2 separate regions of the Homo sapiens genome follow, and region 2 is linked to region 1. A link is a loop called in an ENCODE intact Hi-C map of the cell type or tissue named here. Cell type or tissue: HepG2. All regions are shown on one strand. Each heading gives the region's core, and the rest is flanking DNA. Links, peaks and the distances in the headings are about the cores only.

Region 1 (11,808 bases), core at 1,390-9,389:
GTCTGGAATTGGTGGGTTCTTGGTCTCACTGACTTCAAGAATGAAGCCGCGGGCCCTCACGGTGAGTATTACAGTTCTTAAAGGCAGTGTGTCCAGAGTTTGTTCCTTCTGATGTTCAGATGTGTTCGGAGTTTCTTCCTTCTGGTGGGTTCGTGGTCTTGCTGGCTCAGGAGTGAAGCTGCGGGACCTTCGCGGTGAGTGTTACAGCTCTTAAGGTGGCGCATCTGGAGTTGTTCGTTCCTCCCGGTGGGTTCGTAGTCTGGCTGGCTTCAGGAGTGAAGCTGCAGACCTTCGCAGTGAGTGTTACAGCTCATAAAGGCAGTGTGGACGCAAAGAGTGAGCAGTAGCAAGATTTATTGCAAAGAGCAAAAGAACAAAGCTTCCACAGTGCAGAAGGGGACTGGAGTGGGTTGCCAGTGATGGTTGGGGCAGCCCGCTTTTATTCTCTTATCTGGCCCCACCCACATCCTGCTGATTGGTAGAGCCCAGTGGTCTGTTTTGACAGGGCGCTGATTGGTGCATTTACAATCCCTGAGCTAGACACAAAGGTTCTCCACGTCCCCACCAGATTAGCTAGATACAGAGTGTCCACACAAAGGTTCTCCAAGTCCCCACCAGAGTAGCTAGATACAGAGTGTGGATTGGTGCATTCACAAACCCTCAGCTAGACATAGGTTGCTGATTGGTGTGTTTACAAACCTTGAGCTAGATACAGAGTGCTGATTGGTGTATGTCCCTGAACTAGACATAAAGGTTCTCCAAGGCCCCACTAGAGTAGCTAGATACAGACTGTTGATTGGTGCATTCACAAACCCTGAGCTAGGCACAGGGTGCTGATTGGTGTGTTTACAAACCTTGAGCTAGATAGAGAGTGCACATTCGTGCATTTACAATCCCTGAGCTAGACATAAAGGTTCTCCAAGGCCCCACCAGAGTAGCTAGATACAGAGTGTAGATTGGTGTATTTACAGTCCCTGAGCTAGACATAAAGGTTCTCCACGTCCCCACCAGACTCAGGAGCCCAGCTGGCTTCACCCAGTGGATCCCGCACCTGGGCTGCAGGTGGAACTGCCCGCCAGTCCCACACCGTGCACCCGCACTCCTCAGCCCTTGGGTGGTCGATGGGACTGGGCGCCCTGGAGCAGGGGGCGGCGCTCGTCGGGGAGGCTCAGCCGCACAGGAGCCCATGGAGTGGGTGGGAGTCTCAGGCATAGCGGGCTGCAGGTCCCGAGCCCTTCCCGGCGGGAAGGCAGCTAAGGCCTGGCGAGAAATCGAGCGCAGCGCCGGTGGGCCGGCACTGCTAGGGGACCCAGTACACCCTCCGCAGCCGCTGGCCCGGGTGCTAAGCCCCTCATTGCCCGGGGCCGGCAGGGCCACTCGGCTGCTCGGAGTGCAGGGCCCGCCAAGCCCACGCCCACCCGGAACTCCAGCTGGCCCGCAAGCGCCGCCTGCAAAGCCCCGGTTCCCGCTCGCGCCTCTCCCTCCACACCTCCCTGCAAGCTGAGGGAGCCGGCTTCGGCCTTGGCCAGCCCAGAAAGGGGCTCCCACAGTGCAGCGGTGGGCTGAAGGGCTCCTCAAGTGCCGCCAAAGTGGGAGCCCAGGCAGAGGAGGTGCTGAGAGCGAGCGAGGGCTGTGAGGACTGCCAGCACGCTGTCACCTCTTACCACTATCATCTTCGTCATGCAGTCCCTGATAGTCCTACCCTTGACCTCCAGAAGTTGATGCTCCAAGCATGAGGCAGGGGCGCCTAGAGTTCCTGACCTCAGTGACCTCATTGATTCCTGTGTTTAAAGTTTCTGAGGAACCTGAAGGCTGACTCAAAACTGCCTGAGATCTTTCTTCATCGTTCAGTTCAAACACAAGCCACAATTGCCTAGGCAAGTAGAAAGGGAAGGTAGATGTCAGCAAAAGCCTGGCTTGCCTGCTGCCACTGTAATGAAGACTGGCCAGAGAAGCACAGACAGGACCGAAGAGCTTCACGTTGTACAGAACAGCAGGTCTGGGAAACAATATGGCCTTGCTCGGTGATCACTTACAGAGAAGTGTCCTCAATGTCTCCTTCCTCAGAGAAACAAAGCCATTTCCTTGGCAACAAAACCCCATACTTGTGTACTTTGCTAAAAATTTACAGTGCAAGGCCAAGGCTGATTGCATGTGTGCACTCATGCTGAGCTTTCGAAACAGGCTTTGCTGATGCCCATCTGCCAACAAACCACCTTTTAACCCTGTGTCCTTAAAAAGCTCAGAGTTATAATTTTCAAAAGTTCTTAAGTTCGGCTGGGCATGGTATCTCACGCCTGTAATCTCAGCATTTTGGGAGGCCAAGGTGGGTGGATCACCTGAGGTCAGGAGTTCAGGACCAGTCTGGCCAACATGGTGAAACCCCGTTTATACAAAAATACAAAAATCAGCTGGACGTGCTGGCGGGTGCCTGTAATCCTAGCTACTCAGAAGGTGGAGGCAGGAGAATTGCTTGAACCCGGGAGGTGGAGGTTATAGTGAGCCAAGATTGCGCCATTTCTCCAGTCTGGACGACAGAGCGAGACTCTGTCTCAAAAAAAAAAAAAAAAAGTTCATAAGCTGGAGAATGAATAGTCTTTCTTCAAACTAAAAAAAATAGTTTTTATTTTATTCAAAATTAAAAACTATTTATTAACTTCAAAGACTTTGACTCTGAAGTTAGACCTGAATATGCCAGCCTTTTTCCCACTGGAGAAGCTCAAAATCTTCCCAACCATTCCCCTAGATGCCAGATGAAGTATTCCTGAACACATATCATTACTTAAAACTTGGGTTAGAAACATTCTGTTATTGAGATTTATATATTGTCATTTATGTATGCTCTTATAGAGATATAATTAAAATATTACAGAGACACATTGTTCTAATACACACAAGATACTGGTGAGTTACTAGATCATAAGGGCTATCACATATTATGCTTACCATGTGCTAAGCACTGTTTTAAGTGAGTTTTACACATACTAATTTACTTGGGCCTATCAACAAATATAACAAAGACCAGAGCTAATAAACAAAAAAAAGGATGGGCAGATGGATGGATGGATGAATGGATGGATGGGTAGGTAAGTAGCGGGTAATAATAGACTAGATCGATAGATAAAAATTAAAAGTTGAGGTCAGGAGCACTGGCTCATGCCTGTAATCCCAGCACTTTGGGAGGCCGAGGCCGGTGGATCACTTGAGGTGAGGAGTTCAAGACCAGCCTGGCCAACATGGTGAAACCCCATCTCCACTAGAAATGCAGAAATTAGCTGGGCATGGTGGCACATGCCTGTAGTCCCAGCTACCCAGGAGGCTGAGGCAAGAGAATCGCTTGAACCCGGGAGGCAGAGGTTGCAGTGAGCCAAAATGAAGCTACTGCACTCTAGCCTGAATGACAGAGCGAGACTCCAACTCAAAATAAAATAAAAGCTGAGTCTATTGACTTGCTAGCCACAGGAATACAGGATAGGGAGAAATTTACTGAATTAAGTAGTAGCTCACTGAGAGGGAAAATTCAGAGTTGTTAAAGGGCTTGCCAGGGTAGGTTCATGTGGTTATTGCTAATTAAGTGTTGAAATCCAGTACTTTGCAAAGAACGGAATGAATCTAAGGTTGTAAATAGAGTTGGTTAAAAGAAGCCCCATTGCTCGCTGTTGGGAAAAAGTCTTCAGTTAGGACCAGTAAGAGCCTAGCGTCCCACAGTCATTCCAAGTTCACAGTTCTTTATTCAGCTTCTGCTGGTTTGGAGCCAACCTTGAGACACACAATAGTCAGTTATGATCCATCCTTGAGAAATGCTCCTGTAAGGAGAAAATGTTCTTTTACATTCCTCACAACAACTTTTTAAGGGGGTGCAATTATTATCATCCTCATTTTCCAGAGCTGGAGACTAAGGCACTGAAATACTATGTGATTTGCCCAAGGTCAAGCTAGAATTCAATCCTGGGAAGTCAGAGCTCACACTCTTAACCCCTCTTCTCAGCCAGCAAGCACAGATTCAAAACCAATTGTTGATATGTATGTTGCCTATTTAAAATAATTCATTATTAAAATTATACTTATAAAGTTGTTTTTAATTTCAACTAAATTAAATGAACAAAGAGTACTGTGTATGATTAGTATTATGGCTACACACCAGTTTTAACTTGAGATCCGACTTTAACCTTTGCAAACTGCTGTGAAATGTTGGATATTTTATGAAAAAAATAGGAATATTTGCCTCTTTTTTTTTTACATCTGTTGTCGTAGGAACCAAGTCTGTCTCTACAATCATACACATTATACCAAAGCCATCCTGAAGGAGTGAGTCTTTTAACAGTCCCCCTGTTAAAGACTTTCTCATTCTCATTACCCCCACTCACCCTAGTCTTACCTTCTACATCACTTTAAAACTTTTCTAATTAGAAATTAGAGGAATATTTTCTAATCGAAAATGAACTGCACTTCTTTGCCCATCTGTCTCTCTCCTTGTATCTGCAAACCATTTAAAGGTCATCACCTTGAGCTCTTTCAAGGGTAAATCATCTCCCAGAGTTTGAGAGGCACAGAGATGTACTGCAAAATCCATGACCATCATCTTCTTACCTTTTGGAAAGATTTAGTTTTGAGAAATAGAGGATATCGGATCAATTTGATAATTAAGAAAGTCGACTGAGCTGTGTAATGCAGTTTTTTGTTCCAAACAAGTAGGACCCAAAGTAATGTAATATGATTTTCATGTCACCAGTATAAACTAATACAAAGGCAATTTTAAAAGAGAAGTCCCCAAATTGTCTTGATCAGTGGTGGTTATATTGGCATAAAAGTACTGCCTCTGAAGATGACTCCTTTAGTGGTGATAATTTTTTGGATATGTTTTATTAGGTTTGTGGAAAAGCTCAGTATGACCACAGCATAAGCTATACCTCATATGTACCTCAAATTCGAACATATAGACAACTGCATGGCTTCCCTTGTTGACCATTCTAAGGGTTTGAAGGTAATACAGGTGGCAGAATAAGATTTTATTAGAAGAAAGAGTTCCATGGCTAAGAAAATGTTCAGCACAGGGCTAGTGTATCCTTGAGACTTTTCACAACACAAAGATTCTAAGATTCAATATTCCAAAAGATCTGTGGCAAACTGAATAATTTTCAGAAGTGAGTTTCCACTGAATTAGCCACATTCTTTCTCCTAATTCCTCTTGTAAATGATAGCAATCATTTACAGGCTAATATTAAGCATCTTATCACTGAGAACTCTATAATAAGTCTTCATTATGATGACACTGATATATTTGGAATAATTAGTAAAAGACTAAAAATTATGTCCAGTATAGTTTTTGCTTTAAAGCATATTTTAAATGGGATTGTTTTTGGAGAAAGGGAATCTCTGAAAGCGATTTAACTTAATATTTACCCATTTACACTTCACTGGGAAGATCATTGGTTCATCACATGCACTGTTCTTCACTGCCACTAGGTGGTGCTCCAGCCATAATGTCTCTTCCTGAGCCTCCAGAATCTGTTCACTACATACTGCCCTAGGGTAGGTCCCACTGAACATGGCTGGTCTTGCAAAAATCACATCCAGTGTGAGGTATGTTTCTAAGCTCCCTAAAGTTTACACATAACCCCAGACTGAGGATGACAGTAAAAAAGCCCGCTATTCAGGAAAGCAGAACTCGACCCACAGTGGAAAGAAAACAACTAAGGCAGGTGGGGTAGTAGAGACAAGCCCAGGCTTTTCCCCCTGATGGTGTCTTTAGTAGTAACCTAACCATCTACTGCAGTGGCTGGCCCAGTGACGCTGAAAGGTGAGGCTATGCAAACATCTTCCATGGCCTTCCAACTACCACAGCTTGGCCAACACGAGCACCAGGAAAAAAAGATCTGGGAGACGGACCAATTATGGGGACCTTAGGTCTGTGCCGCCCATCTGTGCCTGGTACCCATGCTTCATATCTATCCAGATTTTATTTGCTTTGGGCTAGCAGCTCACCATATGCCAGCACAGGCGACTTGCCCCAGGAGGGCAGACCTTTCCCTGGACTGTGAACAAAATTTATCTCCCCATTTCCTGAGTTCTTTCAGTTACATTCTGTACCTTACTAGTCAGTTTTGAGTCAGTTTCCAAAAGAAATGCATAGAGGTACAAGCTTCAAAGAAAGACAATCTCCATACGTGGTTCAGTGTACAAACACGGGCAGTGTGTGTGCATAGTCACAAACGCTAAGTGGCACAGAAAAAGAAGCAATCTGCATGAGTCAGGGTATTAAAAAGGCTTCACAGAAGATGTGGCACTTAAAAACAGGACTGCAATGTTGGGAGATGGAAAAGATCTTGGAGAACATCTGGTCTGAGGCTCTGAAATAGTTCATCTGAGTCTTTTTTTTGAGATGGAGTCTCTCTCTGTTGCCCAGGCTGGAGTGAAGTGGTGCAATCTCGGCTCACTGCAACCTCTACCTCCCGAGTTCAAGAGATTCTCCTGCCTCAGCCTCCTGAGTAGCTGGGACTACAGGTGCCCGCCACCACACCTGGCTAATTTTTGTATTTTTAGTAGAGACTAGGTTTTGCCAAGTTGGCCAGGCTGGTCTCGAACTCCTGACCTCAGGTCAGCCGCCCTCCATGGCCTCCCAAAGTGCCGGGATTACAGGCATGAACCACCAGGCCTGGCTGTTCATCTGAGTCTTAAAGGCTCATGAAGGTACCTCAAGAGCCATCCTTGAGGCCAACCAAGGAGGCTTCCAGGTCCCACCCACATTTTAATAGCAACAGTTTTATCTGTTTATTTATGGGGGTTCAGTGTAAGTTCTGTTTGAACAAAGAATTCTACTCCTTTTTTTAAAGTTGGAACCATTGATCTAGTCCAAGCTGCTCATTTTACAGATAAGATCACTGAAGCACATTGAGAACTTTCCCAATCTCACACATGGCTTGAATTGAAAAGGTAGGGAACATTTTGGATATGTAGAAGAAGGGTGATATGGTTTGGCTTTCTGTCCCCATCCAAATCTCATCTTGAATTATAATCCCTAAGTGTTGAGGGAGGAACCAGTGGGAGGTGATTGGATCATGGGCGTGGTTTCCCCCATGCTGTTCTTGTGATAGTGAGAGAGTTCTTATGAGATCTGATGGTTTAAAAATGTAGCACGTCCCCTTCCCTTGCTGTCTCTCTCTCTCCTCCCACCATGTAAGACACGCCTTGCTTCCCCCTTTGCCTTTCACCATGATTGTAAGTTTCCTGCAGCCTCTCCAGCCATGCTCAACTGTGAATCAATTAAACCTCTTTTTTTTTAATAAATTACCCAGTCTCAGGTATTCTTTATAGCAGTGTGAAAATGGACTAATACAAAGGGAGACCAGGGTGTCTGCAGGGAACAAGAAAGAACCACATCTCCATCTGACCCACAGGTTAGAAAAGCATGTTTGTCAAACTATATGAACCTAAAGGCAGTTTATATTTGCTGACCAAGTTCTATTCAGAGATATATATCCTCTTGCCAGAGACACAGACATGCAAACCATATTTACTACTTACTAAACCCCAAACCCATACTCATCAAACTTGAAAGGTAATAGAATACTAATTTCCATTGTCCAGATGACTCTTCTCCATCTTTTAACAAAGTTATTTCCTACTGTTTCTCAGAATGGCTCCCATGCAGTTAAGAAAAAGACAGTACTCCATGCTGGAGATGATAATCCAGGCTCGGCAGTGGATACACTGGCAGATGTTTAGCAAATTTTATATAAATCGATCTTATTGTAAAATGTTGATGCTTCCTCACCAGCTCCTGTTTCCTCCTTATTTTACAAAATGTGGAATTAATTTCAGACTAGAGCTTAAATCAAGCACCTGAGTTGGGAAGACCAAAAGTCAACACAGAGGCTAACCCTTGAAAAGAGCTGTGAAATCTATAATTCAGGTCACAAGGAGGACTCTGTTGCTTTTCCACTCTGCTGGTGAAGAGATAACAGAAGGTACCCTCTCAGTTTGCCATTGTATTTAGGTGAAAGATGCCCACCTCAAACCCACTCAAGCACAAAGAGAATTTACGAGCCCACGCAACGGGAAAATGCAGGGCTAGCTCACGCTCAGCTGGAGAAGGAGGAGCTCAAATGGTGTCAGGAGGAATCCATCTCTCCCTCTCGTTTCTGCTTTATCCTGTTGTCTTCATCCTCACTCAGGCTTTCTTGGAGAGAAGGCAAAACCCCAACAATTGCAGATATACAAACTCCAAGTCTCTGGCCCAGGGGCTCCAGGTATTGAGTTGCATCTCATTGGCTCAAATTGCCTCCCATACCGCTTCTTGGATATATTGCCTTGATCGCATGCCTAACCCTGGCACTAGGATTTGAGAATTTACCAGAGGTTACCTCCTGGTAGAACTGAGTCTTAAAAGAAGAACCTAAGCCAAGGGCTAAAAGTAGTGGAGGGGTGGCTCCCCAAGAAGAAAAGATAGATTCTGTTTCAGGAAGAAGGGATATTGAGCAGGTCAAACCACAGCGGTGTACTCCCTTCACCTGCTCAGCCCTGTGCCTCTCTGTGCTAATGGATAAGGCACACCTGATACCTTTGGAAGGCTCTAGAGTAGCTAAATCATAGATACTATTAGCCAAGCTAGCCTGCCCATTCAGTTGTGTTCATTGAACAAACATTTATTTATAGTAAGCTGCAAACTTAAACTGAGCCCATGCAGGGAGGTTTATTGGGTAAATCAACTTCCCAGAACTACTGCGTCAGGAATTGCCACAGGCTTCTTGTTGGCCAAGCCCCTGGGGCCACACTTCGAGTCTTGGCTGACTGTCAGCTACTATTTTTTTTTTTTTTTTTTTTTTTTTTTTTTGCCTTTCTGCAAGCCCCAGGTTCCAGGTTTTTTTTTTTTCTTTTTGCCTCTGGTTCCTAGGTGTTTTCTCTTCTCCTAACTTTGGCTAGGCACAGGACACATCTTTCCAGCTACTTCTGACACTCTCGAAAACAAGAAACAAGATTTTTTTCTTCATCAGGACTGGAGATTTACTGGGGACAGGGAAATCTTCGAGGATTCAGAAGACCTCCTGCTTCCTTAGGGTCATTATTCCTGATCATCACCCTTTTCCAGTTCTCAACCTTCATGGCATTTCTGCCTCCTCTTCTGTGGCTGAAGTGGGACTCACAAGCTCTCTCACTCCTGTGCACTGGCAGTGCCAGCTACCACTTACTAAGCACCTACTCTAGGCCAGGCCCTGTGGAAAACACATTATCAGTATATCATCTCAAATGCTCCTCCCCTCTCCTCTGCGGTGAGTCCTGTGACCCTCACCAAAGAGGAAACTGGAGGCCGGAGAGATTAAGTCACTTGCTTGCATTCTGTGGCCAGTGAGTGGCAGCCGAGGAACTGGGACTGGGTCTGCCTGGGACTGAAACCACGCTCTTCACCACCACACTGTAGTGCCTTCTGTGGGCCTCTACTTCAGGAAGCCCTTTTCCAACACGTGAGCCTGAAATCACAGAATGGTGAGAACAAACGAGGGTGCCTGGAACACTGCTCAGGAGCCCCCAAAGACTCAGGAAAGCCATTGGCACGCCTCATGACCACAAGGCTGAGTGATTTCAATCTCTATGTCTGACAACGCACCACCCCGCAACGGCATGCACGGAAGATTTATAATGGGTTTTCTTCATGTATCACCCCTGCTGGTATCAAACCAGAACCACCTCTATTTTATGTAGTGTTTCTCAACCATATTTTACTCATGTGCCCTTCTGATATGTGCAAAATTCTTACTATCACCATCCCAAATGCTGGGGTGGTCCCCAGGGATTTCTTTCCTCCCACTGTGATTTTTGCATTACTCCATCTCACCTACCAGTTCCTGTAGTTTGAATTACAAAATTCCCCTCCTTTATTTTCCACATATAAAATGTTTATGTAATATTAAATATCAGAATACATCTAGACATATTTAAAATATTAACGCCCCAGATCGCGTTGGCCCCAACCAATCAGAACTGCTGCTGGTCCTTGCCGCATGCTGCTGAACTGCAGCCTAGCATTAGCCCTGTGTATACTTCCAGGAGTCCTACAATACTTCCTGGGGGCACCTCTCCCACCACCACAACTGGGAATCCTGAGCTTGGATCTAGTGTTTCTGCTAATGTTGCTATAGAATTCAACTAGGTGAGGAAGAAACAAAAATGGAGATTGCATCATTCTCTTTCTCCTTTCTTTTATGGAAACCTTCCTCCCAACCAATTGCTTCATCATGTTGGGGTTGGCCTTGCTCTCAGTACAAGGGATGGAATAATCCAAGAGGAGTAACAACAGCCAGGTGTGTCACTGTGTGTCAGAATAATGCCCCATGTGCATTAAGTTGCTATCAAGGGGCATCACCCTTTCCTCATCTCAAACTCCGACTATGAGGATATCCAGCTGGTGTCTATATGGCAGCCACCCACTTGTTCCTCCTGAGGGAATTGCCTTTGGGTTTTCAGATCATGAGGAAATGAGGCAACTAGTTTCATAATTCCTGAATGTTGACCCAGTCCTGGAAGAAGTCAACGCCCAACTGGAACATTACTGCTCTTGCCTGTGTCAGAAGAGGAACAGGATGACATGGCAGGAATCTTAAAGTGCCTCCAACACCGCCTGTGAATCAGTACTCACAGGTCAGAGCCTTCAGGGTGATGTTGAAAGGCAGGAATACTGCTCAGCCCAGCAAAATAGCAGGGCCTAAAAAAGACGGGGCCAGAGTTGGGGGGAAGGAAAAAACAAATTAAGTGCATGTCGGACACCATCTGCTGATTCCCAAAACTAATAGGAAGGTCTTTGCAAGGATTGCCATTCTCTACTGGAAGATTCAGAGGAGAAAAAAAAAACTGTGCAACAAATGCTATATTTTTGTTCACAAACATAAGGTATATTCAATTCAATCCAATTTTATGGAGAGCCTCTGGGTCAGACTGCAGGGCATGTAAAGGTGCATTCTCTTCATCTCTCCACTAATGCACATAAGGGGAGCTTAGTCCAGAAATTTCTGGGATTCAGAGGAGGGAAAAAAACTGAAATATCAACCCTTGAGATATTTTTAGTATCACCTCAAATCTCCAATGCCTTGGCTGGGGAAACCCCAAAGTTCCCCAATATTAGCAATTCCCCAGGATTTCAACTCTCTGGGTCCTCTGACCTCAAGCTCCTGAGTACCCCCCAGGTACCTCTGAGCTCTCCAAAAGAAAACACTCACACAGAAAGGAAAGTCATGTTGGAAACTCCAATAACAGGAGACTGGTTGAATGTATGAGGGTACATTCACAAAATGGAATTGTGAGTAGCATTCTAAAAATGAGTTAGGGGTACATCTGCTCAAGGTCAATTGTGAAGTGACCAGGGCTGGGGTGGAACAGCAGCAGAAATGATACTGTTTAAGAAAAAATACATGAAGGGCATCCCCAGAAGGAGAAACGAGAAACTGGTAACAGTGGTTGCTTTTGGGGAGAGGAACTGAAGCTAGGGGTCAGGAATGAGAGGAAGTACACATTTCTATAGGAGTTTTTGTAACAATAAATCACAGCTACTTTAAAAATTTTCCAAGGAGGAATTGGGGTAAGAGAAGCCATCACATGTAAACTTTGGGGAACCAGGTTCAACTTCACTGAAGATGCCCTAGAGGAGGAACAGAAGAGCTTTAGATCCATATCCCACAGAAAATGCTAGTTATTGCTGGTTCCAAAGTTCCTTTTAGAACACCTGCTACCAGGATCTCCTCCCCTGGCTTTCCTGCATCACCCCTTTGGCTCTGTTGGGTTTTTTCATGCCATACACCAGACTTTAATTCTACCCTC
Region 2 (11,808 bases), core at 2,450-10,449, 880 kb after region 1:
AGGATCTGGTTATTTTAATGGCACTTTTTTGATACTTAGGTTTATTTATATAATATTTGTAATTAATTATAGGCTTTTTCTCTTGACTTAACAAAGCCAATGAATCCTCTGAAAATAATAATTACTACTTTTTGCTGTATACTTATGTATTATTATTTTTCAGGGATAGGGTCTTGCTCTGTTGCCCAGGCTGGAGTACAGTGGCACAATGAGAGCTCACTGCAGCCACCAACTCCTAGACTCAAACAGTCCTCCTGTCTCAGTGTCCCAAGTAACTGGGACTACAGGCATACCACCATGCCCAGCTAATTTTTTAAAAAAATTTTGTAGATACAGGGTTTTACTGTTGTTGCCCAGGCTGGTCTCAAACTCCTGACCTGAAGAAATTCTCCCACCGTGGCCTCCCAAAGCATTGGATTACAAGTGTGAGACACTGTGCTTGTTCTATTTATGTATTCCTAAATGATTAGGAAAAATAGATAATTAGTAACTGTTATCTCAATTGAAATAAATCATTCCACATATGAAATCAGAGATTTGATAACCATTTTAATATGTTTGTAGTTCTTTATTTAAATTTAATTATATTGAGTCAAGTTTTCAGATTGTTAAGTAATTATATTACTTTGTCTTCATGTTGAGTAAGATGAAGAAAAATTGCTAATAGTTATTGAATGTTTATTTTGTGGGAGGAACTGTGCTAAGTACTTGATATGTATTATGTAATTAAACCCTCACAATGACCTTAAGGAGGTTCTATAATCGTCTCCATTTCTATCTATGTGCATCTTCTACTTGTGCAAGTCCACACAGCTTGTAAGTGCAGGAGCAGAGATTGGAACCCAGGCTTTCTAACTTGGAGGTCGAACTGTGAACTACCCTGTACCACACTAAACCATCTCTATTACAGATGGAGTGGTCATGAGCCTTTTCATCCCCCTCAGAAATATACTAAGCAATCTCATACCTTTTAATTATATTTTTCTATAGAGCACCATTAAGCAATTTTATTTGTTGCAGAAAGACACCCAGTTTTAGGCTTCTGAATAAGTGCCTAGCTTAGCAAAGGTAATATATTAACAGTAATGTATGTCATTCATACAAGCCAACAAATATTTATTGAGCACTTGAGTACCTGCTTTGTGGCAGGTTCTGGGATGCAAAAATGGTCTCTGTCTTCATACTATTTTTGGTCTAATGGAGACAAAAGACACTAAATAACTCATCTTCCCCGTCAAATTCACTGAGTGGGTGTAACCAATACTCTGTTATGCTAATGGCACAGAATTAATAATTGCCAAATTGATTGAGATCCATGGCTTCCCTAGTATACAATCTTGTCTCTCATGGGGGAACCAGGAGATAGATTATGGAAGGGCTGAGCCCAAAAATAATAGTTTGAGGTAGACGGGACAAGTCGGTTGATCGGAAAAGATGACGATGGTTAGGCATCACAGTGTAATGAAGTAAATTTGGAATCTAGAATCAAATAGCTCTTGTAATGGATTCTAGAGCTGCCACTGCTTACAAGTTAGGTAACCAGGTCAAGCAGCCTAATCTTTCTGAACCAGTTTACTCATCTGTAAAATACTGAGAATACTAATTTATTCATTTGCTTGACAAACATTTATTAGATGCCTCCTTTGTGCTAGTTTAACCCAACTCACAGGGCTAGAGTTATAACTAAATAAAATATTGTATTAAAAGCACAAGGCACACAGTAGATACTCAAGAAAGTTAGTTCTCTCCCTCCTCAACCCAGTGGTTTTTTTTTTGTTCATTTAGTGGACTTTGCCTTTCAGTTCTGTAAATGAGAAACCCCCTTGCCTAAGAATGGCCAGGCTATGGGAAAAGCTGGTTCATCCCCCATAGTCTTATTAAACTGAATTGAATGGGACTCACACAAAATTGATTGGCTCTGTGAAGTCATATGAATCATTCTAATTAAGAAACATGCTTTTCTAGAAGGAAAATCTATTTGAAAAGTTGTTTCTTAATTAGAATGATTTAGGATGCAAACTAAGCTTCTGGTAACAAGAGACCCAACTTTTCTGATAATTTTTAAAATTATATTTTCTTCCACATGAACCCCAGAAAGATCTAGAGCTGATGATATGGTTCTGCTCTCATCACTGTGTGGTTTCCATCTCTTGTCTAAAGCAACTGCTCCATTTTCACCATAAGACCCAGAAGTTGCATAGGTCACTTATTCTCACATCCTACCAGGAAGGACATGGGTACATGGCCACACCTGTTGCTTGGAGAATAAGATATTCTCTGAAGGGAGGACCAGGCATTCCGCTAAAACTCACAGAGACTCTATTCAGTGATAGTGAAGGGAAAGGGGGAAAATGGCTGTTAAGGGTTCAACCTGCCACAGAAGACAAATTAGGATCCATAGTCTCCATGGTAAGAGTGTAAGATGATAAAAATTTACTCCTGTTTGTGCAAAATCTCCTGAACAAGGAGAAGCTTTGAATACTGATGCTGAGCCAGAGTTCTGGGGCCTGGGTTCCCCACAGCAGTGCTTGTGGGTGCAGAATATGGACTGAAATGTAGTCCAAGAGGAATAAAATGGCCTGATTTGTATATGATGGAGAGAATTCCATTAGGACTTAGAGGATGGGTTTGAAGGAAGGCAGAGAGACCACGCAGAAGGCTCTAAATAATCTAGATAAGGAATGATGGGGCAATGGTGGCAGAGATCATTTCAAGAGATGTTTTACCAATTGAACAAAGATCTTAAGAACAGATGTCAGGTGGGCTAGGCTGAACTGGTGGGCTAGGTTTGTTGCAAATGGAAATTTAATAATTAGAATCCACAGGACTTAGGAATTTGTTAGAGTAGAATGAACTGTGATTATAAATGGACCTCAAAATATTTAATGGCTCAAATGTAATAGAAGTTTATTTTTAACCTACATAAGAGTCCAAGGCAGGTGCTTCTGATTGGCAGATGGCTCTCTGTGTGGTGATTTTGGAACTCAAGTCTCCTTCGACCTCACATCACTTTTAACTTGTTTTATTTTAAGAACTACATTTTGTTCCTTGGCATATTTAGCAATGGAAATAATACCATTATTGAATTTATAACAACTCTGAATTGAAAGGTATAAAGCAAAAGAAGTGCATATATAGAATAAACAGATTATAGAAGCATCCACTAGTGGGAAATGTCTGTCTGATTATTGACCTTTAGCAATAATTAGTTTGGGAATTCAGAAATTAAAACACTTCTACTCAAGTTTCACTAGTTTTCTACATATTTAACTTTATCTTGCTAGAACCTTGATGATAATTTCCTAGACACACTTAACAAATGATGCTCTGCCCCATTTTTTTTTAAATTGCATTCATTGTTTACCTAAAAGGGATAAAAATTTAATAAATTTTAGAAATAATTCCTTTAAGTATATTAATGAAACAGGTTTTGGTGTTCTACGTGGTAATTTTTAGTTTCCTAGAAAATTCATTTATGTGGAATGGCTTATTCTCTGTCAAAGACATGCAAGAGAGGTCTTATCAGAGACCCTCAGAGAAATTTGGGAAATCCCCTCATTTTAAGGATACAAAACTGTATACAACAGAGCCTAAGTGACTTTTCTAAGATCATAGTTCTTGTAGACATGTAGACAATAGACACAACTAACTCTTTGGCTATAGGAGTACTGGGACTGCAGAATCCAAATAAGAAGAAAATCCCAGAATCATTGCAATTAATAATACCCAGTGTGACCCACAGATGAAAAGGGCTGAAAACGAAGAAAAGCCCGTTGAAATTGATGAATTTTTAAAAGTTATTGGTGACACTCAAGGAAACAATTTCAGAAAAGTATTGGGATAGCCAAGAAAAAAAAAAAGGATTGAAGAGGCGTAATACTTTAGGGTCTATTTTTTAAAATATTCTGATTTTTTAAATAGGAAAGTTAAAGTTCTTTTAAAAAACGTTTAATTTTTTAGATGTGATTTTTTGTTAGGATGGCTATATAAACATGGTAGCATATTTCAGCAGAATTCTCAGGAAAAATAGTTTCCTTTCGGTAAAAAAAATTAATAGTACTATATATTGTATCTACTGAGTCACTGAGTCAATTACCAGTCATAGAGCGAATTCCTGGAGGAGACAGGAGTAAGGCCCTTTGGAAAAAATGACATCTAGGATAGTTGTTGTAGTTGCTCAATGTCACCAAGTAATATACAACTTACATTCAAAATTAAAGCAATCCATATTTTCGTTTACCTAAACTTCCAGAAGTTATCAGAAAATTGCATTTAGATACCACCTGCTGTTTATGTCAGATATGAAAGGGAATTTGAATAAGTTATATGAATAAGTATATCCCAAATACATCCATACATATATATCCCAAATTTGAATAAGTTGTATGAATAAGTATATCCCAAATACATCCATACATATGTATCCCAAATTATTCATGTTATATTTGGGATACAACATGAATAATTTCGTCTTGCATGTCTTCAACTCTGCATTTAGGAGAGAAAACTAAGCCTAAAGGTTACCTGAACTGCCTTCTACTACTCTTCAGGAAATAAATATACCTAGTGCCATCCTATGCTACACTTTACCATACTATTATTTTAAATTAATCTATGTGCTATATCATGGTAACTTACCAGAAATTTTAAATTCATTGGAATATTCATGTTCATTATGGAAAAAATGTTGGTTTACTTTTATTTTATTATATGAAGCCACCTGTGATTATAAACCTCTTGCATTTAAATTTTAATATATTTAGTTATTTAGCATTATGAAATATTTCCATCCTAGGGCATAACAAGTCTCCAGCAAAAAATGAGGGAATAGAATAGCTTATGGAAATTATTTTAACACATCCATAAGGTACCCTTTTTGAAGATTTTTAAATCACTGATGTTTTGAATGTCACTATTTTTACAACCTCTCAAATGTGAAGGACCTTATTCTACAAGGATACCCTCTGTTACAATTGGACAGCAAAGGTAGCTAGCTTTAAATATTTGTAGGAAGATCAGTTATCTTCAGAAAGATCCAGCTTAAATTTTAACTGTCCCCACAATATATGTGTTCACTGCTTTTTTTCTTTTGTCTTTTTTCTTATTCCTCCTCCTCCTTCTTCTTGTGACACTGAGTTGCAATTTGGCATTGTTTTCGATGAAGACTTAGCATTATTGAGTAGTTGTAGATTTCCCAAAACGTGAGTAGCTGTTTCTGTTTCATTAAGTGCTAGGTTTGGAATGAGACTGATTTAAACTTGTTAACCAGGAGGCTTATTTATTCTGAGAATGAAAAGCAAGAGTATCATTAATAGACAGCTATTTACATTTTAAATATCTTTAATACTAGTTTAAGGGAAGATAGGCTGCCATCTTGTGTATGCTGTGTTTATTGCTACATAAAAATGGACACATTCAGACCACGTTTAGTTGTGTTGTCTTAAATAACATAAAAGGCTTTAAATATTACACAGAATGTTGAAGTGCCCATCAGTATCCTGCCTTGTAAAAAATAAATAAATATAGCATTAAGAACATGTACTCCTTTGCTACATGAGTAAACATTATAGAAACCGTCCAATTCCTCTTTTTAAAGGAATTTTATTCCAGCATTTAGAAAAAATTGATATTTCCTAGGTCTAGGATAGTCTAGAACTTTTAGACCATGGAATTTATAATTACAAAATAATGTTTTTATAAACAAATTCTAAAGTTAAGGCTACCTGACAAAATGAATATGTGAAAGGTTGTTCTTGAATATGACATTAATAACAAAATCTGAATTTTACTGTAGGGCGAATACTTTCTAGATTCATCTTTCGTACTTTTTGACTTGTTTTCAATTCATTTATCGTCATAAAAAGTATGTCAATGAAAGTAATGGTCCAGATAATAACAACAAAGCATATGCTGCCAGAAAATGCCTGGGAACTTCAAAGTGTGCCCTGCAAGGCGCTCTAACCTTTGGTTTCAATAGCAGAACCACAGGCCTCTCTTTAATTTGATAAGTACTATTGCCATCTTGTGGTTTTATGCAATATTGCAACAAAACAGCACTGGCATATGAAGCTATTGATTTTTTTGAGTCTTTCGAACCAACAAACTAAATCCTTTTTGTATAGTATGTTTATTGAAGATTAACCACATACCACATATTAGTGACTTGGATTTCCTGGGAGTTCTATTACAATAAAATTATTTAAATCCACTGTAAAGTCAATAATAATATAATCTTGAAAACGTGTAATTTCCCTATAATGAAATATAAGGAAGTAACATTTCCCAAAGAGAGATCCAAGGATTGTTGGTCCTAAAAGATGCACTCAAGAAAAGTAGGCCTCATAGTCAAAAAAACTTAGTAAGTGATGCCTGTCAAGCCTCCTTCTTGGAAAGTCATAGTGAACGTTCAATTATTTAAAGGCTACAGAAAAGGAATCTATTTAATTTTCTTCTAAACCAGTATTTTCCAAATATACTTGACCATATAACTCCTTTAAAAAATAAATAATAGCTATTAATGTCATCAGATAATATCTTGCTAAAATATACTTGGTAAAAACACTTTCAAACATAGATTAGTGCATTAGTTAAAAATCTTTCACTGAACCTAAATTAAAAGAACAATGTCTCCAGTTACCCATGTTGGAATCACAACAAGCTGAGGGTCTTGAAATATTAAGGACTCTCAATCACTAAAAGTCCCCTAAGTTAAGAATTTGAAAATGATTAGAAATTTCTTTTTAATACTTGGCTATTAAAATTATGAAATTTTAATAACAGTACCTAAAAGCCACTAAGTGATGGTTGGAAAGAGAAATGTAGCAAATTTTATCCTATGAAGTCAAAACAAAGCAGAGAAAATTAGATGACGAACTACCAAGAGTTGTTCGCCTGGATCTGTTTTTCCTGTGCTAATGAAATTTGCTGACATATTTACCACTTTTAAACCAGGTCACCCTGTGACCAAGACCACACGTTTATAAAATATTGCGCCATCATAATACGTTTTTGGAGATCCTAACAAGCAGCCTCTGTCTCTCTCTGACACCAGTCTCGAACATCTCTGTGTCTATTGCAGACTGAAAAATCTGTCCTTGAATTTTAACTTAACTCTTCAATCTACTCTTGTTAGCTGACATTTTACTTCTTCAAGCCATTGGATATTTACAGTGTCATCAGGGATATGACACCCAGCATGAGAAGTGTTGTGTTTGGAGACAGCCTAGTGTAGCAGTTAAGTTCAGGTTCCAGCAGCCTAGTTGTATGACTTTGGGGAATTTACTCCCTTATTTCATGCTGCAGTTTCTTCAGCTGTGAACTCAAGATAACAATAGAACTCATCACATTGGCTTGTTACGTGGTGTGTGATAGCTGATATAATAAGTGTTCAATAAATGTTAGCTATAGTGATCTAAGTTCCCTTTTATAATGGAAGTGGTACCATTAAGACCCAGCAGACCACCCAGCAGGATTCTAGGAACCATCTCTACCCAACCTTCAGGGGATTTTGACACTTAACCTACACAGTGGTTGAGAAAAAATGTTTCTGGGAGGGAGCAAGAAGCAAAATGCTTCTCAAAAAGATTAACATCTGAGTGTATAGGCCTCTGTGCTAAATTACTAAAAGTTGTATCAGTATTTTTACATAATAGCCAAACTAAATGAAGTTGACATTGTGTACTACCAATAACTGCAGAGAAACCCAATAAGGCCAGATTTTGTGCGAGTGCGTTTTTTGTAAAATGATCATTCCTAGTTTTGAGGGGAACAAAGAAATAGATCATTGTAACAACACTTTGAAATGGGAGAAGGCTTTGTGATCATGTGCAAGAAAAAGCACTAGCTGAACTAGCCCTCAGATTTGAGATTGAGTTTGGGCCCTGCCACATCCTTGGTTTTGTTGTTTTTTTTTTTTCGAGACAGAGTCTCGCTTTGTCGCCCAGGCTGGAGCGCAGTGGCACAGTCTCGGCTCACTGCAACCTCCGTCTCCCAGGTTCACGCCATTCTCCTGCCTCAGCCTCCTGAGTAGCTGGGACTACAGGTGCCCGCCACCACGCCTTGTTAATTTTTTGTATTTTTAGTAGAGACGGGGTTTCACCGTGTTAGCCAGGATGGTCTTGATCTCCTGACCTTGTGATTCCCCTGCCTCGGCTTCCCAAAGTGTTGGGATTACAGACGTGAGCCACCGCGTCCGGCCAGCCACATCCTTATTAACTGTATGACTTGGAGCAAGTTATTAACCCTTCTTGGTTTTCTCATCTATAAAATGGAGGCAATAGTAGACTCACTGAGATAGTGGTGATTAAACAAAAGTATGAGAGCTTTATAGACCAGAATAAATACTTGTCAATAGTGGTATTATACGTAGTATTGCAACAATTGCTTAATACTTTCACACAGTAGTTATATGCCACTGTTTTAGAGTTAAAGAAAAATATGGGTGTCTGGGATTCCTAAACTGTTGAATAGAAGAAACATTGGGCTTGGAGTCTGAAAGTCTAAATATGCCCTCCATTCCTGTCACTTATTAGCTTAATTGTTACGATATTTTGGGCAAGTAACATAAAATTCCAGATTGTTCCTCACCTGCAATGTAGATTGATATTAATAATATATGCTTTTTCCAACTCAAAGTCAGTTTGAGGATTGTTTAATCTGTTTGTGCTGGTATAAAAAAATACTTGGGACTGAGTAATCTATAAATACACAGTTATAGATTTCTCATAGTTCTGGAAGCTGGAAGTCCAAGCACCGGCCGGTTTGGTGTCCAGTAAGGGCCTGGTCTCTGCTTCAAAGATATTGCCTTGTTGCTGGGTCCTCTGGAAAGGAAAAAACATTGTGTCCTCACGTGGCAGAAGAGACAGAAGGGGAAAACATCCCCTCAAATCCTTTTATAAGGTATTATTCTATTCGTGATAGAGTCCTCATGGCCTAATCACTTCCGAATCACTGCCTCTTAATACTGTTACATTGAGGATTAGTTTCAACATGAATTTTGGAAGGGAAATAAATGTGCACGAATTTATCAAATAGCAAGAATGTATTTGATAGTACTCTGTACACAGATTCACTTATTCATTTACTTATTTAACAAATACCTGTTGAGACTAAGAAGAGTAACATCAGCAAGATGGCAGAATAGGAGATTACACCCCTTGTCCAGTCACAGAAAGACTGATAAAAAAAACCATCCACACACACAAAAATACTTCCCTGAGCTCTGGATTCCAGGTGAAAGGTTACACCACACTAGTGGAGTACAGAATGGGAAAAGGCACAGTAAAGGGCTGGAAGGGCAGTTTCACTCTACCTGAATCATTTTCCAAACCAGAATGGTGTGAGGACTAGAGAGATCTCCTCTGTTCAGAGCTCTCCTGTAAGGAAAAGAGAGTGAAGTGGATATCTGACTTCCCCACAGACCTAGGCTCCAGGCCCACTCTAGCACCAGCTGGTTCCAGCAGAAAGAGAAAAAAATGGCATCCAAGAATACTTTACCCAGAAAGTCTTTCCTTCAGAAATGAAGGAGAGATATAGACTTTCTCAGACAAACAGAAGCTGAGCAAGTTCATCGCCTAAACCTCGATTATAAGAAATGATTCAGAGAGTTATTCAAGCAGAAATGAAAGGATGCTTCTTAGCCAAACATGAGAGCATAAAACTCATTAGTAAAGATAAGAATATAGTCAAATCCAGAATTTGACCAATAGTTATTATTCTAATACTATAATGGTGGTGCATAATCATTTTTAAATTTATTATGAAAGTTCAAAGACAAAATTATTAAAAATAACTATAGCAAAGGATTTACAAAACAACTAAAAAACAGTTAATAAAAGAGCAATAATAAGGTCTTACCTATCAATAATTACCTTTAATGTAAATGGATTAAATTATCCAATCAAAAGACAGAGTGACTGAATGGATTAAAAGAGAAAGACTCAACTATATACCACCTACAAGAGACTTACTTCACCTTTAAGGACACATATAGATTGAAAGCAATGGTATAAAAAAAGATATTCTATTTAAATGGAAACCAAAAGAGAGCAAGCGTATCTGTACTTATATCAGACAAGACAAACTTTAAAACTGTAAAAGAAAGATGATAATTATGTAATGATAAAGGTGTCAGTTCATTAAGAGGACATAACAATTGTAAATATATATGTACCCAAAATTGGAGCACCTACAAATATAGGGCAAATATTAATAGATCTGAAGGGAGAGGCAGACTGCAATACAATAATAGTAGGGGACTTCAATGCCCTACTCTCAGCAATGAACAGATCATCTAGACAGAAAATCAATAAGGAAACATCAATCTTAAACTACACTCTAGACCCAGTGGACCTAAGAGTCACATATGGAATATTCTGTTCAGCAGCACATCATTCTCAAGCACACACAAAATATCCTCCAGTTAGATCATATGTTAGGCCACAAAACAAATTTTAAGAAGTATAGGAAGATTAAAATCATATCAAGTATCTTTTTTGATCACAGTGATATGAAGCTAAAAATCAAAAGCCACAGTATAACCAGTATGATGCTAGCATAAAAGCAGACACATAGGCCAACAAAGCAGAATACAGAGCCCAGAAATAAATCCATCATATGTAGTCAATTAATTTTTGACAAAGATGCCAACAACATACAATGAGGAAAAGAAAGTCTCTTCAGTGAATAGTGCAGAAGAATGAAATTTGACCCTTATACTATATAAAAATATCAATTCAAAATAGATTAAAGACTTAAACGTAAGACCTGAAAATGAAAAACTACCGGAAGGAAAGATAGAGAAAATGCTCCTTGACATTGGTCTTGGCAATGACTTTTGGGATATGATGCCAAAAGCACAGGCAACGAAAGCAAAGATAGGTACATGGGAATACATCAAACTGAAAAGCTTTTGTGTAGCAAAGGAAACAATCAACAAAATAAAAAAGCAATCTATGGAAGGGGAGAAAATATTTGCAAACATACCTCTAATAAGGAGCTAACATCTAAACTATATAAGGAACTACTACAACTCAGTAACAGAAAAACAAATAACTCGATTACCAAAACAAAATGGCAAAGGACCAAAATAGAGATTTTTCCAAAGGGGACATACAAATAGCCAGGAAGCATAAGAAAAGGTCCTCAACATCAGTAATCATCAGGGAAATGCAAATGAAAACCACACTGAGGTATCAAATCACACCTGTTAGGGTGGCTATTATTAAAAAAAAAAAAAGAAAACAAGTGTTGGACAGGATCTGGAGAAAATATGACCCTTGTTCACTGTTAATGGGAATCTAAATTGGTGCAGCCATTAAGGAAAACAGTATGGAGGTTTCTCAAAAAAAAAAAAAAATAGAATTACAATATTACCTAGCAATCTCATTTCTGGGTATTTATCCAGAGAAAATGAAATCAGGATCTAGTAGCGATATCTGCACTCCCATGTTCATTGCAGCATTATTCACAATAGCCAAGATATGGAAGCAATCTAAATGTCTATCAATGAATGGATAGTGCTATAGTTTGACTGTATGTTTTCCTCCCCATCAAAATTCATATGTTGGAACCCAAGACCCAGTTTGATAGTTTTAAGAGGTAGAGCCTTTAGAAGATGTTTGAGTCACAAGCATTCTGTCCTCATGAATGGGATTAGCACCCTTACAAAAGGGCTCAAGGGAACTAGCTAGGCCTTTTTGTCCTTTCACCTTTTGCCATGTGAGGACACAGCAGCAAGGTGCCAACTTGGAAGCAGAGTGAGCTTTCACCAGTTTTCAGAGCCCACCTCACATTTTTCTTTTTTTCAAG

Evidence for each region. A loop is a pair of places that touch in the nucleus more often than their neighbours do. Peaks named below come from ENCODE experiments on the same cell type or tissue, not always from the same donor. Only the 100,000 strongest peaks of a DNase experiment are listed, where the experiment ranks them.
Region 2: a loop joins it to region 1, with 17 times the contacts of the local background. A loop is called at or near these places in 10 of 110 quality-filtered maps.

Annotation. Positions count from the first base shown.
Region 1 is chr5:95,840,839-95,852,646 of GRCh38, reverse strand. LOC124901029 (a long non-coding RNA gene) reads left to right here. Exons shown (of 3, transcript XR_007058876.1): 1 at 1-61. It overlaps LOC102724720 (a long non-coding RNA gene), which reads right to left. Exons shown (of 3, transcript NR_157807.1): 3 at 2,790-3,806. It overlaps LINC01554 (long intergenic non-protein coding RNA 1554), which reads right to left and starts at 415. Exons shown (of 3, transcript NR_026936.1): 1 at 1-415. RefSeq lists enhancers at 5,534-5,583, 9,427-9,536, 9,547-9,666. In HepG2, for the core only: CTCF peaks have their summits at 5,468 (motif pointing right) and 9,359; DNase peaks (open chromatin) are centred at 2,066, 5,486 and 9,316.
Region 2 is chr5:94,962,903-94,974,710 of GRCh38, reverse strand. All of the region lies in intron 2 of MCTP1 (multiple C2 and transmembrane domain containing 1), which reads left to right. Among named protein-coding and RNA genes, the nearest start is that of MCTP1-AS1, 9.9 kb to the left of the region's middle. In HepG2, for the core only: CTCF peaks have their summits at 5,362 (motif pointing left) and 5,997 (motif pointing left); a DNase peak (open chromatin) is centred at 6,010.